2 separate regions of the Homo sapiens genome follow, and region 2 is linked to region 1. The links are chromatin contacts, found by Hi-C or POLR2A ChIA-PET in ENCODE. All regions are on one chromosome and are shown on one strand. Each heading gives the region's core, a stretch centred on a gene start or an enhancer-like site at or near the end of the contact. The rest is flanking DNA. Distances are from core to core; before and after follow the strand shown. Region 1 holds the start of LINC02998 (long intergenic non-protein coding RNA 2998). Region 2 has its middle 63 kb from the start of LINC02998.

The links. Hi-C counts contacts between places; a loop is a spot of excess contacts on that map. ChIA-PET counts read pairs that join two places held with the same protein, here RNA polymerase II (POLR2A). Pooled maps may share reads with other maps.
Region 2: a map of endothelial cell of umbilical vein shows a loop between it and region 1 (8-fold over the local background). The contact joins the enhancer-like site here to the promoter of LINC02998 in region 1. A Hi-C loop is called at or near these places in 3 of 168 maps with a recorded cell type or tissue (IMR-90, endothelial cell of umbilical vein and naive thymus-derived CD4-positive, alpha-beta T cell), 1 of 37 single-sample maps with no recorded cell type and 10 of 50 pooled maps. POLR2A ChIA-PET finds 5 or more read pairs at or near these places in 5 of 52 experiments (AG04450, MCF 10A, T-cell and 2 more).

Annotation. Positions count from the first base shown.
Region 1 is chr5:54,741,990-54,747,636 of GRCh38, reverse strand. It overlaps LINC02998 (long intergenic non-protein coding RNA 2998), which reads left to right and starts at 3,379. Exons shown (of 3, transcript NR_104658.1): 1 at 3,379-3,778. RefSeq lists a cis regulatory region at 3,080-3,090 and an enhancer at 3,013-3,157.
Region 2 is chr5:54,804,792-54,810,438 of GRCh38, reverse strand. It overlaps the pseudogene CSPG4BP. Among named protein-coding and RNA genes, the nearest start is that of LINC02998, 63 kb to the right of the region's middle. Within about 2 kb of position 2,843, at least 2 of the 41 ENCODE cell types and tissues checked have a DNase peak (open chromatin) inside an H3K27ac peak, as active enhancers do; they include endothelial cell of umbilical vein, where a contact is called at or near this core.

The DNA of each region.
Region 1 (5,647 bases), core at 2,130-4,629:
AAAGGAGACAGAGAACCGGTGGGAGGAAAACCAGGAGAACGCTGGGCCCTGGAATCCAAGGAGGGAGAGTGTCCTGACAGGGAAGGGGACCCAGCAACTCTGATGCTGCTGGGAGGGGTTGGGGAACTGCAGACTGAAAATGTCCTGGGCCTCCATGGCACAGAGGCCACTGGTGATCTTAGCTCCTGTTGTTTTGTGGATGACAGTGTGAGAGTGTGTGTAAGTGTGGGCGTAAGTGTGCATGAGTGTGCATATGAGAGTGAGTGCATCAGAAAGTGTGTGTGTGTGTACATGGGAGAGACAAATAGAAAGCATAAGGCAGTGTATGAACATGTGTGAGTGTGCATATGACGGTGTGTGTGCATGAGAAAGTGTGTGTGTGTATGCTTGTAAGAATATATGAGTTAGAGTGTGAATGTTCATGTGGGAGTGTGAGTGCATCAGAAAGTGTGTGTGTGTACATGGGAGAGACAAGGAGAAAGTTGAGAGTATGAATGTGTGTATATGTGAGTGTGCATGAGAAAGTGTGTGCGTGTGTGGGTGTAAGAGTATATGGGAGCGTAAATGTGCACGTGAGAGTGTGTGAGTGTTTGTGACTGTGTACGTGTGAATGATGAAGACAGTGTGAGACAGTGTGAGAATGAGTGTGTGTGTGAGTGTGCATGAGTGTGTATGAGAATGTGTGTGAGTGTAAGAATATACACGTGAAAGTGTGCATGTGAGAGTGTGAGTGTGCCTGCAAGGATGTGCGTGCGAGGGTGTAAGTGATAGAGAGACAGAGAGAGAGTGTGAGAGAGTTTGTGGGGAGGGTCCAGGTTGGAACGGGCAGGGGAGGAAAGCTGCACCTGAGCGCAGGCAATTCTGGGGGAAACAGAGATGGGAGAGTAGAGAGGGAAGCTGCTGAGGCGGAGGCAGTGTCCTGGCCAGGTACAGCTCTGCCCTTCAGCTTCCATGGCTCCACGTGGCACCTGCCCCACATCAGAACACCAGCCAGCCAGGCTTCGGTGGGGAGTAAGGTATTGAGTTTCTCAAAGTCATTCTTCTCGGTTAGAAAACAGAAGCAGTAAAGGCCAATGCCCTGTTGGGCGTTTATTCACTCAATGAATCATTGGCAGAGTAGCCGATGGCCTCCTTGGAACACACAATGGTAATAATACTGAAGATTCCTTGTGCCTGGCTCTCTTCCAAGCAGGTACACATACAACACCTTTAACCCTCACAGCCGGTGAGATGGAGATCATCATCTACCCTCCTGACAGTCGAGATGACTTAGGCAAAGAGGGGTGAAGCACCTTGCTCAAGGTCACACAGCGAGTAATTGGAAAAGCTGGGATTCAAACCCAGAGCCTGTGTTCCCAATCATTAAGAACAGGGTCCTGAGAGGAGGCATCAAAGGACAGGTACCACCCATCCACTCCTCAGCAAGCACTTAGTAAGCACCTGCTGATTGAATTGCACCTAGTCCCTGCTCTCCTATGGCTTACAGTTTAGTGGGGGAAACCAGTGCTTAACTATTCTCTGAAATACAGTGCAATAAATGCTCCAGGAGAGAAGAGCTTGGTGTTGTGGGAATGCCAAACCCAGGTACTGGAGCTCAGGGGAGGCTTTCACACGAAGAGATGAAGGAAAAACCGAATTCCAAAGGCGATGTGGAGCTGGCTTACAAGAGGGTGTGGAAGGAGGGGCAGATGGAGCAGTGTGTGCTGGGGCCAAGGGAGGGGAGGCAGGAAAGTCCAGAACTCCCAGGCTCTTCAAGGACATCAGTCGTTTGAAGTTCCAGCCCACCTGGCAGCTGGAGGCCACTGCAGCTGACAACGGGACTGGTAGGCGAGGTCAGGAAGCAGTAGCACCAAAGCAAGTGAGTGAAGTGCCAAAGACAGACCCTGGGCTGCCTCACAGTGACAAAGACTCTGACCTTGAGCAAACTCTAGTCAGGCTCTTCTGAGCCCTCTTCTCAGCCAGGCCTCAGCCTTGCTCTAAAACACTTGCACAATCGCTAATAAGGTTTCCAATACCTCAAGGCCACATCCCCAGGATGCTCCTACCCCCTTAAGGATGCCTGCCTGAGAAAACTCAAGGCTGCCCAGGGGGATTTACTGCTTGCTCTAGCCCACACCTGGAACTAGCCTGACCACTCTTTCGTAGAGCACTTACTAAGAAGGGCAATTTTGAGTTCTCTGTAACCTTTGAGATGTATATGTATCTCCTACAACCCAGGAGTGTGTTTCTCAAGGCCCTGAAAGCTATTCCTTTGAATGTAATCATCAGGAAGGGTAAGGACCTCTGTCTCCCAGTCTCAGAGAGGATAGAATCCTAACTTTCCTAACTGCCAGCTAGCAGGCACAGCTGGTCTGATTGCATTTATACTGAACAGCCCTTCGTAATTTTTCACTTCCCTGACCCTACTGGTTCTGTTTGCCCTCCTTCCTATTCCCTCATTCTTCCCTAAAAATGCCTAGTCTGGCCAGGCATGGTGGCTCACACCTGTAATCTCAGCACTTTGGGAGGCCCAGGCGGATGGATCACCTGAAGTCAGGAGTTCGAGACCAGCCTGGCCAACATGGCAAAACCCATCTCTACTAAAAATACAAAAAATTAGCCGGGTGTGATGGCAGGTACCTGTAATCCCAGCTACTCAGGAGGCTGAGGCAGGAGAATCACTTGAGCCTGGGAGGTGGAGGTTGCAGTTAGCCGAGATTGTGCCATTGCACTCCAGCCTGGGTGACAAGAGCAAAACTCCGTCTCCAAAAAAAAAAAAAAAAAAAAAGTCCAGTCACCTCTGCACAAATTGAAGCTGAGTTCAGTTTACATTGGACTCTTCCCTATTGCAATAGTTATTACTGGTTAATGTCTGTCCTTACCACTTTAGTGTCTGGCTTTGTTTCGCTTGGACAGAATCAGATGAGAAACCACCAAACTCACTGGGCTGAATTATTTCAGCTTATGGACAGCCACAGACAGTGTGAGTACCTGTTCACACAAATCCTGAGGCCCAGCACACACTGGGCCATTCACAAAGCTCATTCAACCCCCCACGGCCCTGACACCACCAGTTTTACCTCTCTGTAGAACAAGAAACTGCTGACTCACTGAAAACAGAGCGCATTTATAAACAGGAAGCTGAGTATGTGACCACAGACATTCAGCATCTGATAGCAATTGCTGAATGTGGCAAAAAAAGAAAAAAGTTTGAACAAAAAAAAAATCTGTGTCACTAAATAAGAACTCTCTAGCTCATGGAAATACAATCCTGCTATTTGATCATTTCATAAATACTTAAATAAGGGGAGTTCTCATTTGGCCAAACCTAGGCACGCTTCAAATATTTACTGAGGCCTTCGAAGGGTGTGGTTTTCCCTTTTTTTCTTTCCATTCCCTCCCAAGCAGAGCAAAAAGGCTCCTTGGTGAGGCCTTCCTGGCCTATACAGAAGAGATTTGTTTTCTCTTTGAGCTCTGATAGCCTGACCGTCCCACATCAGACCTCTGTGCTGGTGCAGAGGAGGGCTCTGCCAGGAGGGCTCCCAGAGAGATGCACAAACACTGGCGGGTTAACACTCCGACATGCAGCTCTTCCTACAAAGCATTGACTGGATGGTACTGAAGCTAAAAAATGGAGACTCACTTGTATCAACCATAGTAAAGAGCCTGTAAGAGGACGCAGTTCCCCCTGCTTTCAGCAGCAATGAAGAGGCTCATTTTCCTTGGAGTTTCTTTGTTGTTGGGGGGTTGGTTTCTAGCAAACTGACCCAAGAAGGCTAATGGCCGAGGAAAAAACCAGGTGATTATTTTCTAAAAGATTATCTTCTGGGAGTCGGTGCCATTGCTGCCTTTGTCATCAGGGTAAAGGTATCCCAGTGATGTATGGAATCTTTCCACTTCTCTTCCGGGGAATTGGGCATGGATAACAATAGCACAGTGCCGGGAACATAGTAAATTCCTAATAAAGAGTAGCTAAGTGTTTTTTATGCAGAGTTTTGTCTAATCTTCACAATAACCTTAGGAGGTAAGTATTGGCAATCTGATTGGGTAAATCAATACTGAAGTCTCTACAGGAGCAGCATATTTGGGAGTATGGTCCAGGTATGCCTGGTTTCAGAATGCAGCCATTTGCCTAACTTATTGCTGACATTTTCAAGCAGGATGTGTCCTTTATATTTATACTGAATTAATTGGACATACTGATATTCAAATATACCTACAAAGTAGAAAATCTTATTTGGTAATTCATCATCAGCTTCTCACAGAGCAGCAGATAGCACTTGTTTTTCTATTATGTACCAAGAAAATTCTGTGTTGGAATTTACAAGTAGCAGTGGTTGTGTCAAAATGCCTCAGACAACATATTAATGATGCTCATAGTAACTAACTTTTATGGAGTGTTTCTTGTGTGCTGGATGGGATGTGTAAGTGCCATGATATTCAACATAGCCTCAACACAACCCCTGTGCTGTCATTGTCATTAGCTCCAATTTACAGATGAGGAATCTTGAGGCTCCAAAAGACTGTTTATAAGCAGGCTGACTCTGGAGCCCCTGCTCTTACCCATTATGCTGCTCTGTAAAAAGGGCTTTAGCTAGAACACTCCTTTTTATTTCTGTAAAGAGGAGACTGCTGTTTCTTCTGTTTTATTGGAGTCTGGAGAAAAATCTCCTTGAGCAAGGATGATTACTATGGCTTAGATTGAAGCTTCCAGAAGTAGACCTTGACAAGGGCTATGTGCACGTGAATTGTGAAGGAAGTGCTCCCATAGGAAGTCCAGGAAAGAGCAGGAAAAACAGGACAGGAGCCGGGAGCAAACCAAACAAAGGTGTGATGTCAGGCAAAGTCCTGAGGAGGGAGGCCTGTGCCTGATTCTACAGGGGAACTCCAGGGTAAAAATTCTGTCTGAGTTCGTCCAGATGCAAAAGTCAGCGAGGCTTTGAAGTTCTCTAGGGAAGGGCTGCCCAGAGGGCATGTAAATTCTCAGGCACTTCCAACTTTCCAGCCACAGGTGCCAGTGGACCTAAGGTTATCTTAAAAGAGAGTTGCAAGTTTGAGCCTTGGAAGCAAGCCACAGAAACCCGGAAGGGTGCACGGAGCTGGAAAAGAATTGATATGGGTTGCGTGTGGGTGGAGCACCCCCAGGGGCTGCTGCATCTAGTAATCATAAGTCAGGAATTCGTTTTGCTGAATCAGAGCAAACTCCATCTAGCAGAAGCAACACCAAAGTGTCTCTTTCCTGTAGGTAAAGCCTAAAGATCAACAATTTGGGGCTGTATGGTGATTTATTTCAGGGGTGGACAAAACATGCCCCATGCCAAATCTGGCCCCAGGGTCTTTGTATAGCTTTGGAGCTAGGAATTATTATTCCTTTTTTAAATGGCTGAAAATGATGAGAGATTCTACTGTTTCCTTGCATAGAATTTTAAAAAAAGAAAATTATAAGGGATTCAAATTTCAATGTCCATAAATAAAGTTTTATCGAAAAACAAATTGGAACATTAGAAACTCATTTATTCTATATTTTCCATGGATATTTTCACTCTCAAATGGCAGAATTGACTAGTGGTGACAGAGACCTGTAGGGTCTACGAAACTGAAGATTCGGCCCTTTAGAGAAAAAGTTTGCTGGCCCTTGTTCTGCAGGATCAGGAAGCGGGGCTTCTTT
Region 2 (5,647 bases), core at 1,594-4,093, 63 kb before region 1:
CTTCTCCCACAAGGCCAGACAACCATCCCCATCACCAATGCTCACCTGTCAGCCATGACCAATGGGAGGAACCCCCAAATCACTTACATGATAACATGGCCCCTCCAACATGGGCACCTGCTGATTGAAAACCAGGTGGTCACCAACTTTGGACAGGAAGATTTGGATTCAGGAAGACTCTTTTATCACATGACAAATCTCACTGCCACACAGGACCAGCTACAGTTCTCACTGTTTACATCAGAAAGCAACCTGACAGGACAAACACTGAACATCAGAGTGCAGCCTTTACTGCGGGTTATGCCAAACCTGAAAATTGCCGACAGAGTGGCTCATCAGCTGAGAAGAAGGGACCTAGATGCTACCGTGTTGCAGGAAGTCAGGGACCCCGAACAGAGGGACCGGCTGAAGCCATGGCAGAAGAACATAAATTGTGAAGATTTCATGGACATTTATTAGTTCCCCAAATTAATACTTTTATAATTTCTTACACCTGTCTTTACTGCAATCTCTGAACATAAATTGTGAAGATTTCATGGACACTTATCACTTCCCCAATCAATACCCTTGCAATTTCCTATGCCTGTCTTTACTTTAATCTCCTAATCCCATCATCTTCTTAAGCTGAGGAGGATGTATGTCACCTCAGGACCCAGTGATGATTGCGTTAACTGCACAGATTGTTTGTAGAGCATGTGTGTTTGAACAACATGAAATCTGGGCACCTTGAAAAAAGAACAGGATAACAGCAATGTTCAGGGAACAAGGGAGATAACCTTAAACTCTGACTGCCAGTGAGCCAGGTGGAGCAGAGCCATATTTCTCTTCTTTCAAAAGCAAATGGGAGAAATATCACTGAATTTCTCAAGGAACATCCCTGAGAAAGAGAATGCATCCCTGAGGGGAGACCTCTGAAATGGCCACTTTGGGGATGGTAGTCTTTCATGGTCGTAGCTGAGGGATGAAATCAGCCCCCATCTCCCGTAGTGCTCCCAGGCTTATTAGGATGAGGAAATTCCTGCCTAGTAAATTTTGGTCAGACCGGTTGTCTGCTCTCAAACTCTGTCTCCTGATAAGATGTTATCAATGACAATGCGTGGCCGAAACTTCATTAGCAATTTTAATATTGCCCTGGTCCTGTGGTCCTGTGATCTTGCCCTGCCTCCATTTACCTTGTGATATCTTATTACCTTGTGAAGCGTGTGATCTCTGTGACCCACACCCTATTTGTACACTCCCTCCCCTTTTGAAAATCACTAATAAAAACTTGCTGGTTTTATGGCTCGGGGGCATCATGGAACCTGCTGACATGTGATGTCTCCTCTGGATACCCAGCTTTAAAATTTCTCTCTTTTGTACTGTGTCCCTTTATTTCTCAGACTGGCCGACACTTAGGGAAAATAGAAAAGAACCTATGTGAAATATTTGGGATGAATTTCGCCCGATACTATCGAGCTTGCTAATATGACTGACAGTGATCCCAAATTTGAAGTGACAGAGCCCCCTGTACATAGAAGGCTGGGATGAAGAGGGGTTCTACAGCACAGTGATAGAAGAGGCTACTGTATTCACTCAGAGGGGCATTGACCAAGGGTGGCTGGTATTCCACCCACAGGCGTGGGGATGCTGAATGACTTCTTCACTTTCTTGCTCAGGCCAGATCATGTACAGCCAGTGATATGTTATCTCCCCTTCACCATAGTGCCGCCTGACCCCTCACTTTTCCAAACATTTACACCAGGTGTTCCTTTATTTGTCACTGGAGACAACCTTGTAACCCCAGTTCTCTCTCAGGAAAAGCCTATGATTTCCTCAAGACTTGTGGCACAGACAGAAACTTTAGGGAAACTGACCCAGACCAGATGGCAGAAAGCAGATCCCTGGGGACAGCACAGTGGTGAAGAGCCCAGTGTGGATGGCAGAGTTTCTGCCATCAAGGTCATTTGGCCACCAGCCACCACTAATAGTCAGCTTTTGGGCACCCACACAGCCCAGAGAGAGCAGTTACCCTCTGATGGTCATCATACCCTTGGCTGCCGTGGTCTTCGTGCTGAAAGTGGCTGCAGTGGCCATGTGTGTCTGGTTGTTGAGCCAGAAGGTAGAAAAGGCAAAACCCCTTATCAAGCCCCAGACCAATCCGGAACACACAACCCCAAGTCATAGGCCACAAAGGAGCATAAAGTTCCCACTGTCACAGTGACACCCCTTCTGCAAAGCTCCAGCAGCCCCCCAGTCTGTCTTTTCAGGGCCCTGCAGTGTGAACAAATGTCTTCTCCAGTGGCCGAGCCAGTGGACAAATGTGCTGCTTGGGAGACATGGATGAACCTGGTCAAACTCTGCCGACAAACCAACCCAACACTGAAGCACAACCAGTACCGGGTGTAGATTGAGGGCTCGCATTTCTTACTGACCACCTACCATGTGTCAGGCACTGGGATAGGCATTGGGATATAAAGCAAATAAATGCTGGTTGGATCAACTGAGAAAAGTCAGGCCCTGCTAGTGATTCAATGTTCAATCCTAGCTCCATGGTTAGATGTTGCGGGGTGGTTGATTGTGACTTGTACAACACTCATGGGCTTTCTGCAATGGGCTCTGTGTGTCATCTTCTGGACCTGACTTTCTCAGTATACATCAGTTGGTCAATATTTAAACCCTTTACTAAGGTAGTACAGAACATGTTAGCCCCACTGAGAATGCTAGTATTAACCTGGGGCATAGAGTTAAAGGAGGAAAGCTTTGAATATTTTACACTGAGAATTCCCTCTGAGTGAGTCAGCAGGAAGTACAAGAACTATTTCAGCATGTAGAAGAGGTAATTTATCACATCAATGAGTATGTTTACGTAATGTTTTTCTGTAATGTCTTTTCCTCATTGGAGTCTCTAGGTTTGATTTCCTAGTGCAGGAAATGCCTCAGTGCTCTAGGTAGTGTTGGGACAGTCTGGCCCCTTTTGAAATTATCTACTGAATACATTGTGTTTCATCAGGAGGCTTTGTCTATTTTGATTTATAAAATCAAGCCTAGAAGAAACTATCATCAGAGTGAACAGGCAACCTACAACATGGGAGAAAATTTTCGCAACCTACTCATCTGACAAAGGGCTAATATCCAGAATCTACAATGAACTCAAACAAATTTACAAGAAAAAAACAAACAACCCCATCAAAAAGTGGGCGAAGGATATGAACAGACACTTCTCAAAAGAAGACATTTATGCAGCCAAAAAACACATGACAAAATGCTCATCATCACTGGCCATCAGAGAAATGCAAATCAAAACCACTATGAGATATCATCTCACACCAGTTAGAATGGCAATCATTAAAAAGTCAGGAAACAACAGGTGCTGGAGAGGATGTGGAGAAATAGGAACACTTTTACACTGTTGGTGGGACTGTAAACTAGTTCAACCATTGTGGAAGTCAGTGTGGCGATTCCTCAGGGATCTAGAACTAGAAATACCATTTGACCCAGCCATCCCATTACTGGGTATATACCCAAATGACTATAAATCATGCTGCTATAAAGACACATGCACACGTATGTTTATTGCGGCATTATTCACAATAGCAAAGACTTGGAACCAACCCAAATGTCCAACAATGATAGACTGGATGAAGAAAATGTGGCACATATACACCATGGAATACTGTGCAGCCATAAAAAATGATGAGTTCATGTCGTTTGTAGGGACATGGATGAAATTGGAAATCATCATTCTCAGTAAACTATCGCAAGAACAAAAAACCAAACACCGCATATTCTCACTCATAGGTGGGAATTGAACAATGAGATCACATGGACACAGGAAGGGGAATATCACACTCTGGGGACTGTGGTGGGGAGGGGGGAGGGGGGAGGGATAGCATTGGGAGATATACCTAATGCTAGATGATGAGTTAGTGGGTGCAGCGCACCAGCATGGCACATGTATACATATGTAACTAACCTGCACAATGTGCACATGTACCCTAAAACTTAAAGTATAATTAAAAAAAAAAAATCAAGCCTAGAATAGAAATATTATTTGAAGCCCTACGGGACAGAAAAGTTTGTTGAATGTTTTTACGATGCCTCAATTTGGCTTAACTTTACAATGAATTAAAATAATGGTCCAGGCCCAGTGGCTCATGCCTGTAATCTCAGCACTTTGGGAGGCCAAGGCGGGCAGATCGCTTGAGCCCAGGAGTTTGAGACCAGCCTGGACAACATAGTGAAACTCTATCTCTACAAAATAAGCAAGCAAACAAACAAACAAAAAAATTAACCAGGCATGGCGGCATGTGCCTATAGTCCCCAGCTGCTCTGGAGGCTGAGGTGGGTGGATCGCCTGAGCCTGGGAAGTTTGGGCTGAAGTGAGCTGTGATATACGAGATTCTGTCTCACAAAGAAAATAAATAAATAATGTAATAATGACAAATTTGTATTTGCATTGTCTAATTGAGCCTACTATTGGCCAAGTGAAGCTTCAGTTTCTGTAATTTTAAAATGAAGATATTAGTACTTGTATTAGGAATGCTTTGGGCTGCAAACCTGCAAGACATCCTCTATTAGTGGTTCAGGTTGGAGACTGGCAAGCTTTTTCTGTAAAGAGTCACATAGTAAATATTTTAGGCTTTGTAGGACATATATATATTCTGTCATACATTCTTCTTGCTTTGTTTCTTTTTAACAACCTTTTTTTAAAAAAAAGTAATTCTTAGTTATTGGACTTGGCCCACATACCATAGTTTGCCAATCATTGATGTAGGTAATAGATGTGTTGAATTATCTCAAGTAATGAACATGCTGGGGGTGGGCATTCTAAGACCGGTTCAGTAGTTCAAGAATGGCACCAAGGACTGAGCTCTTCTGTTCCTGCTGCTCTACCTTCCTTAAGCTGTTAACATTTCATTCTTTTATTTAATTCCTTGCAATTGTAAGATGTTTGCTAAAGCTCCAAGCAATACAACTACATTCGAAGGCAGGAATCATAGTGGAGGAGAGAGAGATAGAGGATGGCAAAATGGTTTTTTAAAAGAGTTTTTTAAATTTTTTTTTATTTTTAGTAGAGATGATATTTCACCATGTTGGCCAGACTTGTCTCAAACTCTTGACCTCAGGTGATCCTACACCTCGGCCTCCCAAATTGCTGAGATTGCAGGGGTGAGCCACCATGTCTGGCTGAGACTCTTCTATTATTATTATTATCATCATCATTTTTAATCTTGTAAGAGGAGTTTCTCCCTAAACTTTTGTTTTATGTCTCATTGTCTAGAAATGGGCAACATGACTTCCATCCCTTGACCAATCACTGGCAAAGGAAAATGGTGTCCTCATAACTGACAGTCTCTCCCAGGGCTGAGGGAGGAGTCTACCAACTCAGAGATCAATGGATCAGCCTACCATGTAATTAGGGAAGGATGGGGGGATAGCAATTCGATAGACAATGAATAGGTTCTATTAAAATACTCTTCAAATAGTGACATACTTGGGAACCAAAGATTTTGATCTTTCAAATCAGTGTCTTATATCTCCTTTTCATGTTTTAAGGATTTTTCTTGAAGCCAGAGGCCAGTTTTTCTCAATAGGGGTGGGAAGGCCGTGATGGGGGTGTGTGTGAGGGGAGACATGCCACCCAGAGTACATTTGGCAAAGGCTAGGG